2 separate regions of the Homo sapiens genome follow, and region 2 is linked to region 1. A link is an interaction called in ENCODE POLR2A ChIA-PET data of the cell type or tissue named here. Cell type or tissue: A673. All regions are shown on one strand. Each heading gives the region's core, and the rest is flanking DNA. Links, peaks and the distances in the headings are about the cores only.

Region 1 (5,386 bases), core at 299-5,298:
ATACAGTTCTTGTGGTGTATTTTTGTTTGATAATTGAAAAGCATCACGAAAAATTGCAAGTATTGGACACAATGGCAAATAAGCAAAAGTATTCTGAAATGAATCTAGAAATTTTTTTAGTGAAGTTTTATATTACATGAGTGAGTTTCATTTTTAATTTGGTGTTACTCTGAGCCACGTGGTACTTGCTTTAGTAGTATTTATAGGCTTAATCAATTTAAAATTTCTTAGGCTTTTCTTGAGATGCCTTAGGAATGTGAAGTGCTGAATACAGGGTCGGGTGTGTATATATAAAGTAACATATATTACATTTATTATTGGCTGTCTTTTCCCTTTAAAAAAGTGAATCCAAGATATTAATTTCCTGATTTATCTTTTGCATTTAGTGTTGACATCACCTCATTCATTAAAGAATTTGTTTCTAACAGTTTTGATGCTGATTTATGTTGCAACAAAGTAATAGGCTTTCTATAATGGCCTGTTTTCTGTTCAGATTTGATTCTGCTGTGTTGTCGGAAGTGAATCGTTTAGCTGAATGATTCATTTAACAGAATCATTTACTGTTTCTAGTATACAGTATAGATTCCAAAGGCCTAGCCTTTAATATGAGCTTCGCTTGCCCTCCGTCTGAGTTGTCTAAGTAGCATGAATTATTTCCCCATCAGTGTCCTCATAGTATTTATTCATTAATATGTTTGAGGGCAGTGCTTAATTTTTAAGGTTTATGTTGATAGTGTCAAGTTTAGAATCTACTGCCATAATCGAGTTTTCAGGTGGAATGAGGTTAATCCATTGGGGTTTAGGAAGAAAATATTAGAACTTGTTTTTATTTAATCCTTCATATTTTTCTGTGTATACTTGATTTTATGTATACTCACATTCATTTATTATAAATAAAGTATACATTGGGTGCATATTTAAAATGTTCCTATGAAAAGATGTAAGTGATTAAAAGCACTTGGAAATGAAATAGATGAGTAAGGGTCAAAACTAGAGTATAGCCTTAGGTATATGAGAGGAAGAATGGTAATTCAAGACACACTGTACATCTAGAATCTATGGGTGATAGAAGGAACAAAAAAGATTCTGTTTTCTTGTTCATAACTTTAGTTAGCCTGGGAAATCTATGAGAACGGAGAGCAAACCTTATTCACTATTCTATCCCTTGTGCTTAACTGGATGGGCAACCAGGAGCATAACAGTTAAAAACCAGAAAGTCAGAACATCAGAAAAGGTTGGATTTTCAGACTGATACATTTACATCTGTTTAATTTGAATATGCTAGCTCAAGTGAGCTCTCTTATATTTCCTGCCTTCACTATTTGAGGAAATCTGATTTTGTTGGCTGAATGTCATGACCCCTGACCCTGACACAACAGATGCTGTCGATGGGGAATAAATGTGGGACAGGAATGATTGTAGGCTGTGTAGTAATTATGGTACAAACTGCTGTGGTTTTGTAAGACCTGTTCTTGGCAGGAGATGTTGCTTTCCTTGGGGACTTAGAAAAACCTAGAGGTGTCCATGAGAGCCACAAAGAGAGAACGTGCTCTTAATCAACACTAAAGCAATGCATTCTGATAACACAAGCAAGAACACAAATCCTTCCTGCTAATAAAAGCATTTGCCCTGGAGAAAATCCTTGAAGTTACTTTTTATAGCTGCATGATTTTTTCTCTAACTTATGAGAGTCATGAATTTTATTGTGTACTCAAACTTTTAAAATATCTTTTTGGTTATGATTTGGCAAAGTAGGCCCCTGAGACAAATCTGGCCTATTGCCTGTGTTGTAAATAAAGTTTTATTGGAACACAGACATACTCATTTGTTTAGGGTTGCTTTCAGGCTACAACCACAGGATTGAGTAGTTGTGATAGACCATGTGGGCCATAAAGCCTAAAATATTGAACTGTCTAGCCCTTTATAGAAGAAAAATTGTGTACCTCTGAGGCTTTTGAGCTTGCAGATATTTTATGGATGGTTCTTTCTCTTTTCCCAGTTAGATGATTTTCAGATGATTACATGGAGAAGCTTACTTTTATGAGACAATATAGTGAAATGGTTCACAACGTTGGCTCTGGAGTAAAACTTAGAGTTCAAACCTTGCCTCAGCCATTTGTAAACTGTGTAACTTGGGAAATATTACTTCTTACTTTAGTTTTCCTCTTCTGGAAAATAAGACTAATAATAGTACTAGCTCAAAAAGTTGTTCTGAGAGTTAAAGTGAAGTGTTTAATGCATAACAGATGCTCAACAATTAAATATTAGGTGTTATAACTTGAGCCTTTTTCTTTCTCTCTCTCTCTCTTTCTTCCTCCCCCTTCCCTCTTTCCCTCTTTCCCTCTTTCCCTCTTTTTCTCTTTTTGTAAAGGAAAAGGTAAAAGGAAATATTCCAAAGTCATGTGTCATGTCAGCAGCTGAATCTTTCCTTATGCTTAGCTTCTGGCTATACTGATTGTGTTAGTGCTGCTACAGTTGTCTTTTTAAAAGATGTTTGTTGAAACCATAGGAATGTTAGTTTGCAGTAAACTTTATCTAATGTGATTTGTGTTGGTAAATTTGTATTTATTTTTCATACGTTGATTTAGTGAAATTCAACTTGAGGTTGTCATTAGATTGCTTATGGTGTCCTGTATGATTCTTATATGGAAAAGAATTTACTAGTGCTGTGAGACCACATACATTTGGATGTCAAGCTCACGGAGATCAAATGGCATTCTTGGGTTTAATCAGATTGCAAACACAATGGAGTTTATAGTTGCCTAGAGAATAAGGCCACTGAATAGATCAGAGCTAAATTTAAATTGACCCTCTATTTTCACTCAAGTTAATTTACTCCACTTAGCTATTTATTTAGCTTTTAGGTTGCTCCATGCATTTGGATTTGTCTGTTGATTTAAGATATTGTGGACTTTACCTGATCTTTGGTTTATATACTACTAACCTAGTAACTTTGTTTCTGTAATGTCTTTGTGGGTCAGCTGTTAAAGCTGAAAGTGTGCTAGAGCTGTGTATAATTTTCCGCAGATTTTAGGTTGGCTTCTTTCAGAAGTCCCCTTCATTGCAGCCTCACTAAAGCAAATAAGGTAGTGTTCTCATGTTTCAGAATATCTGTCTGTGTTCCTTGATGGTTCATGATGCCCATTAGGCTTTTGGCTAGTCCTATGGTGAATAAAATACAGTTCTTACGTTTTAGTAAATTACAGTCAACATCGAGTCATGTCTTGTTATCACATACTTTTGGTCTTAATTGAAGGCTAATACATTATGAAGTTATTTGGGTAGAATTATCTCTTTTATAATTCCTCAGACATCCTGACACACAATCTTTCCTGACCTGGGAAAGATCTGAAAAACAAATGCAGTAAACCCAGAACAGATGATTGTAGTCTGAGTCTGTGTTAAACTTTTCACTTTAATAGGTTCTCCCTGTGGAGAGGACAGGGGAAGGCGCTGCTGAGGAAGGCGCTGTAAAGTCTCCCTTCTCTCCCCACAAATAATTCCTCAAACCAAATCATCAACCTGTCTGCAGTCTCCTTCACCTCTGTCTTCTTCCTTATTTCCTCTCTCTCTGCAAGAAATGTTTGTTCTCTTTTCCAAGATTCACGTTGCATTTCAAAGTTTCCGACTTACAAAAACTGTTACCAACTTTTGTGTATCTGTCTGTGTAACATAAGCTACACCTGTTAATTATAATTTTATGTAATTATCCAGCTAAAAATATTTACTGTTAACCATATTTTTCTAGTTTTGGAGACTATTTATGGGATTTGGAAACAGTTGTGTGCACATGTCACACTTCTATTTATTATGATAATTTCCATACTTATCAAGGTTCCTAGGTTGCAATAGCTAGAAGCACTGTGGCCAGGAGTGCTCCCAAGGGATTTCCTGTAAAAGCACAGTTAACTTCCTTGGTGTCAACCTTAAAAATTAAGCCACCTTAATAATCAAGCTTTTTTCCATAGTCTTGTGATTACGCTTAGATGTGACTAGACCCTTCGACTACATTTTTCCAGAACCACTTGTTGGTTGTCCTCTTGAAAACTTTTTTCCCTCTGACCCTAATTTCTTAACCTTCTGACCCTTATAATCTGTTTTTCTCCCAGTACTTGTTTTCTGGCTTTTCCCTGACCTTTGGTTCATTTTCTTACTGTCTGTCAATCTCAGCTAGTTACTGCTTGCTGTTTTTACTATCGACTCTGTGATCGATCTCTTAACCTTTTCCTTTTTTGTTTTGGTTTTATCAGTACCTTTAATGTAATTGCATTCCTTTCTTTCCACTTCATTGACCTGGCAAACTTTAAACCAGAATTAATTTGACTGTCAGACTTCCCTGTGCTTATGCTTGGGCTGCCTACTGCTACAGCAACCTCAGTTGGGCGCTTCTTCTTTTACGCCATAGTGGCAGCATTGTCTTCATGGTTCTTTACCCTCCTAACTAGTCATCCCCCTGCTCAACTGTTTCAAATGTCCTCCAAGAGATGTACAATGTGGCAGAGACTTAGGTTCATGGTGATAAGTGAGGGGTGAAGCTATAGGTTATACTTTTTGTATTCTCATCACCTACTACAGGTTCATGCTCAGTGGGTTTTCAGGGTGTTTGACAAATGCTTATATTATTTATTTTTAGAATCTATACCATCTCAGTCTATAAGAGATCTGAAGTAGCTCACAGGAAATACATACCAAATAGTGAAATAAACTTAGCAGTAAAACTTCTGGCTTTGGTAAAACATTAGGACAGGAGGATCTGTATCATGGAGAAAATGGAATAATACAGGGATTGTATTAGTTTTCTGTGTTTGCTGTAATACATTGCTATACACTTAGTGGCTTAAAGCAACACAAAGTTATCTTAGAGTTCTGTAGGTTAGTAGTCTTAAATGAATCTCACTGGAGTAAAAGCAACGGGTCAATAATGCTGTTTCCCTTTCTGGGAGGCTCTAGAGGTGTTACCCTTTCCTTGTCTTTTTCCAGAAACCACCCACATTGGCCTCTTTCTGTATCTTCAAAGCCAACAACAGTGGGTCAAGTGCCAAATTCTTGCATCACATCACTCTGATCTCCCCTTCTGCCTCCTGTTTCCACTTTTAAGGATCCTTTTGACTTTTGATTACATTGGACTCATCTGGATGATCCAGGACAGTCTCCTTACTTTAAAGTTAGCTGATTAACTGCCTTAATTCGTTTTTGCCATGTAACTATATTCACAGGATGCCAGGATTAGCATGTGGACATTTTTTGGGGTCGTTTTTCTGGCTACCACAGTAACTGATGATAAAGCTCCATTCAGTTGCTCTAGTTAAGTCATAATTGTGCCTCTAAGCTGCCTTTATGGTGGCCGAAAGGAAAATGGGAAGTAGTCCTTGTTAGCTTTTGTATC
Region 2 (5,386 bases), core at 59-5,058, 830 kb after region 1:
GTAATCTGGGATATGAACCACACTGGATACAGATTATCTTAATTGCTTGGGTATTTTTCAGTGTATTAATCTCCTTTCTGCGTTAGTCATAATACTTGATCCCTGTGAACAATCTCCACTTTGTAGCTTTTCACATTCCTTTCCTTTCCTCACTTTAGTCAGTAGCAGATTCATCTCTCTTGGAGAATTTGGTAGTTGGGAAATAATTAGATTTTGGGGGAGTCCCTTGCCTCATCCTAAATATAAGTTACTGTTCAGGACCTCACTTTAGAAGTCAGGCTCTCTGACTGGCAAATCCCTTGTCACTCAAAGCATAAGGGCGGTTTTTCTTCATTTGCTGAAGATGTCAGCTGCTCTGCACTTTCTCTGAAAGAAGCCCCTTCTTGTGACTTATTACTAAAAGTGTTTTTTATTTTGTTTTGTTTTGTTTTTGTTTTTTTAGAGCAAAGCAAACCACAGAAGGGGAACTCATTTAAAGAAAGAAGGTAGTAACCAAGATGCACGGGGCCTTTAACTTTGGAAAAATAAGGATTTCAAGTAATTCTTTACTATGATGCTTTTAAGTTGATTAAAGTTGGTGCAAATAGAAGGTCAAGCGTCCATGGAGCTGGTTAATCAATTATAATAGATTACACTTGCGTCTTTAAAAAATTCTATGATTTAAAGATGTTGCCAATAGTGAGCAGAATAGGGGAGCTTCCCAGAGCCCACTCCATCTTTCTTCCTTTCATCGCAGCCCTGATTAGAAGGCCCCAGAAAAGATGTTGAGTTAGGATTGCTAGCCCGTGACGGCCTGGGAGAGTAAAGGAGGGCTGCTGAGAGTAGTGCTTACTGAGAAGGCTAGAAATGTGCAGAGGGGAATCCTGCATGATTCGACTAATTGCCTCTCAGTATTTCACAGGGCGCTGGACTGCTAAAAGAATGGTTCTCTGGAAAGGGATATCCTCTGGGAAAGATAAAATATAATATAGGGTTGCAAGAGGATGTACTCATTATGTGTGGTAAGAATCTTGATTACAAAACTAATACATCCTCATTACAGAGAATTGGGAAATACAAAAAAGGTCCATAGAGGGAAATAAGAATTGCACATAATCCCACTAGCCAGAATAATTATTTTATATTCGATATTTTCCTTCAGATATACACATTTTTAAAATTCATGATAATTAGTAAATACTGTTAAAGGCAGATGGTAATGACTGCACCATATAAATGTAACCAATGTTGCTTATGTGAGATTATTACGTTGATCATTTGGCTATTTCTAATTTCTAGCTATTAAAAGTAACTCTGTTATGAATATTATTTAACATAAATCTTTGACTATGATTATTTCCTTAGGGTAAACTTCTAGAAGTGAGATTACGGAGTGAGAGGTATGATTATTTTTAATGTTTCCAACTATATATATATGTGTGTGTGTGTGTGTGTGTGTGTGTGTGTGTGTGTGTGTATGTATATATGTGTGTGTGTCTCTGTGTGTGTGTATAGCTAACTGCTCTTTGGAAAGATTACTTTAAATTTTGGTCTCCAACAGCTGAGTTTGTTATTATCCATTGCAGCCTTATTAAATAGTATTTTTTCAGTTATAAATAATGATGATGATTAAAAAAACAAATAAACAAAAACCGAGTCAACCTGCCCTAAACAGAAAGGGGACTTACTGGTTTATGTAACTGGAGGGTTACAGCTTCGTTGGTATCCTCTTTAGATTAGTTTTATCCTCAGTCTCATTTCTCTGTGGTTATCAGATGGTTGCCAGTGTTGAACTTATTTTATACCTAGAAGGAGAAAAGATTCATTCCAAAAGCACTGATATAAGGTATTCAAATTGGCCAGGTTAAGTTAGGATAGAACATTGGGATTAAGAAGATCCTGTTACCTTGATGAGAATTAGCACTCAGGGAGCATTCTAGGGGCAGAGTGAGGGCCAAACCTACCCTTGCCATACTGTTGCTCACAGCAGCAAAGGTATATAATTGATGTTCACAAGACAACCACTATGTCCTTTACATCCTATCAAATATTGTTAGCTTTAAAACTTTACCAACGTAATAGGCAGAAATGCTATTCTACTGTAGTTTCATTTTGTATTTCATTGGTTACTATTGAGGTTTAATATATTTTTAAAATATGTATTGGTCATTTGCATATCTTCCTCAGCAAACTGATTCTTCAGGCCCTTTCCCCAATGAAATTCATTCTAAGTTATATTTAGGAGCTTAAACATGTAGAAAAGAGATTCTCAGCCTGGCTGAACATTAAACCAATTTAGGGAGTTTCAAAAAACATGATATCATGACCTCACCTCCAAAGTTTTTCATTTAATGCATGCAGAGTATGTTTTAAAATCTCCCTGGAGATTTGAGGAATGTTAGCTTTCTGAAACACCCTTCCTCAAATTTACTTATATTTCTTTCACATTGCACATAAACTTTGCTTATTTTACAAATCACTCTGGAATCCTACAAGATATCATAAATAGCTCTAGTAAATGAGGCACTTATTCAAATCCTAGATAAAACAGAATGAGATGAATATTCATGACCATTTAGCATGAACTAAGTCAAGCAATCAGCAGCTTCTCTGGCAGGGTCAATGTGGCAGTACTTAAATTCACCAGAATTGTCATTGGCGGGTTCCTTTCTGATTAAGGGGAAAAGGCAAAGATGTCCCTAAGAAACCCAATCCAGGGAAAGTATATTTGTAAACAGGGAGCTTCACAGGAACATGTTCTTGTTGAGAAACAGAAAAATATTTACTTCTACTTTGGTTGTTTATGGCATTGTAGCTGTGCTACAGAAACAAATGGTGCTATGCTTGGTTTATTCCCACTCCTAAAGAGCCCAAGGAAATGTAAGCAGACCTTTCCTTTAACAAATGACAGTGCTTCTATTAAGCAGCTATTCTGCATGCATCTGCCTTCTCCATGTTTGGGGACTAACAGAGTACTTGTTATTCCCAGGATGTGTTAAGTCAATGAAATCAAATAAGAAACTGTTCCTTCCAACACTGCACTGACAAATTGGTTGGATTTTTCTTTTTTAAATCAGAAACACCTCACTGCTTTGAATCATCAATGAGGAGAAATTGCTTCATAAATATTTCTTTTCTTGGCCATAACTAAGATGTGCTTCCTCTTTTAGTGTTCAGGAGGGCTACTAACGACTTCCTTTGACGACTAAGAGGAAAGGTAGCATTCCAACTCAGCAGTTTCTGCCGTCACCTCTAAGTGTTTTATTTGATAACTCATCATGTATACTTGGCATCTTACTTTACACATATGTCATTAATTGATCATCTTTTATTATATCCCTCAGTCTTCTTGTTGATATATCCATAAACTGTTTGATAACTTTTATTTATCAAATAATTACAATATTTAGCATTTTAACCAAACACATAAGCACCATCTGGCAAAATAATTGCAACTATTACTAGACAGAACCAGTGCTGAGGGATGGTTTGGTACCTTCAGGAAAAATAAGGCAAGCGTATTTTAGAGGCAGATGAGATAAGTACAGGGCATTAGGAAAGCTCTCCCCTAAAAGACAGAACCTTGTGCTTTATGTATTTTAACTTATACTTTTATTCTTCCTTGTCCAAAAGGTATAATGGAAATGTCTAGAGGACTTCATTATTCTAGAAGCCTAATTTGACCTACCAAGTCTATAGAAAATGGAATCAGTGATAGAAAGGAAATATATTTTTTGTCTCTTTGAGAGTTAATAATATAAAAATGCAGATTTTAAAAAAGTATAATCAGTCCCCAAGGAGGTTGAGCCTATCTTCACAATTTGCAAATCCAGCAAAGTGCAGCAAACTGTGAAGTTTAGCAATGAGGGAACAATCCCAACCTTCAAAGAGGCAGCGTAGTTTATTACTGTCTGAAAATTTAAATGTCAAACCACTGAGAAAGATGTGGTTGAGATTTTTCTTCTCTAGTAGACAAAAGAAAAAGTAGGCAGTAGCCTTGGTGATAGTCAACACTGTTTTTTTTCTTCTTGAAGTAGAAGGCAAAAATAAACAACTTTCTAGAGCAGGCTACTACAACTATGACCCAAAAGAGAAAAGGTGGCCCCTCAAGCTGTTAATGGAATCCCTTCTGTTCCTGCCATGTCTTCCTAGGGAGATGCCTCCCCCTTTGCCTATGTGCCCCATCCTCTTTTAGGTAGAGGAATACCACTGAAAGAGCAAGGCCTTATGAACCAAAGAAAACTTTGTACAAATTTCCATCACATGTATGAAATGAGGATCATAGCTAACAGCACTGTATTGTATTTGAGAAATTTTAAGTACTATTGACACAAAAAAAGGTAGGGGTTAACTATGTGAGATGATACATATGTTAATTTGCTTGACCATAGTAACCATTTCACCATATATGTATTTAAAAACATTATGTTGTAGCTGGGTGTGGTGGCTCATGCCTGTAATCCCAGCACTTTGGGAGGCCAAGGTGGGCAGATCACGAGGTCAGGAGATCGAGACCATCCTGGCTAACACGGTGAAACCCTGTCTCTACTAAAAATACAAAAAATTAGCCAGGTGTGGTGGCAGGCGCCTGTAGTCCCAGCTACTCAGGAGGCTGAGGCAGGAGAATGGCATGAACCCGGGAGGCGGAGCTTGCCGTGAGCCGAGATCACGCCACAGCACTCCATCCTGGGCGATAGAGCGAGACTCCATCTCAAACAAACAAATGAACAAAAAATTACGTTGCACACCTTAAATATATATAATAAAACTCCATCACAAACATACTATGTGACTTTGAGCTAGTTATTGATATTTTAAAACTTCGTTTTCTCAGTAGCAAAATGGGCATAAATAAACGTAGGGGCTCAAAGAATATAAAGAGGAGAAGAAAAGAGGAAAGTGAAGTAGACAGAGAAAGAGTGAGGGGCAAGGAGAGAGGAGAAAGAGAGAATAGGGTAGGGAGAAAGGAAAAGAAGAAAGGAGGATGGGCAGAAGGGAGGCAGATGGATGTTATCTTTAGGATCAAATGAAATCGTTTCTAAACCAACCTTAGTTCCCCATCTGTTCCTTTTTCCTTTGCTTCTCCCAGCCCCTCTTCCTGTATCGTCTCCTCAGGAAATTGACAACACCCAGTCACAGCCCTCCACACAGGAAGGCCCTGCCAGCTCCAGGACTGCTGATGGGTGTGGCCAAGGAGCCCATTCAAAGCACAGCATGAAGATGGCAAATGGCACTGGTCTGCTTGAATCAGGTTAACTTTGCCTGGGCTGTCTTCATTGTCAGGAAGATAGAAAATCATAATATTGTTGGGGAACCTGAAAGTAATTAATTTATCTTCTATTATTAGACTTTTATTTAGTCACTCTCTCTCAACTAAAACTTATTTTTAAATTACCATTATTATGCT

The links. Peaks named below come from ENCODE experiments on the same cell type or tissue, not always from the same donor. Only the 100,000 strongest peaks of a DNase experiment are listed, where the experiment ranks them.
Region 2: POLR2A ChIA-PET joins it to region 1 with 5 read pairs; 2 of 35 experiments call an interaction of 5 or more read pairs at or near these places.

Annotation. Positions count from the first base shown.
Region 1 is chr11:108,753,646-108,759,031 of GRCh38, forward strand. The region is part of intron 13 of DDX10 (DEAD-box helicase 10); the gene reads left to right. It overlaps LOC124902750 (a long non-coding RNA gene), which reads right to left. Exons shown (of 3, transcript XR_007062881.1): 2 at 4,690-4,753. Among named protein-coding and RNA genes, the nearest start is that of DDX10, 91 kb to the left of the region's middle. In A673, for the core only: no CTCF peak of the experiment used is centred there; no DNase peak of the experiment used is centred there.
Region 2 is chr11:109,581,860-109,587,245 of GRCh38, forward strand. No RefSeq gene overlaps it. Among named protein-coding and RNA genes, the nearest start is that of C11orf87, 160 kb to the left of the region's middle. In A673, for the core only: no CTCF peak of the experiment used is centred there; a DNase peak (open chromatin) is centred at 2,362.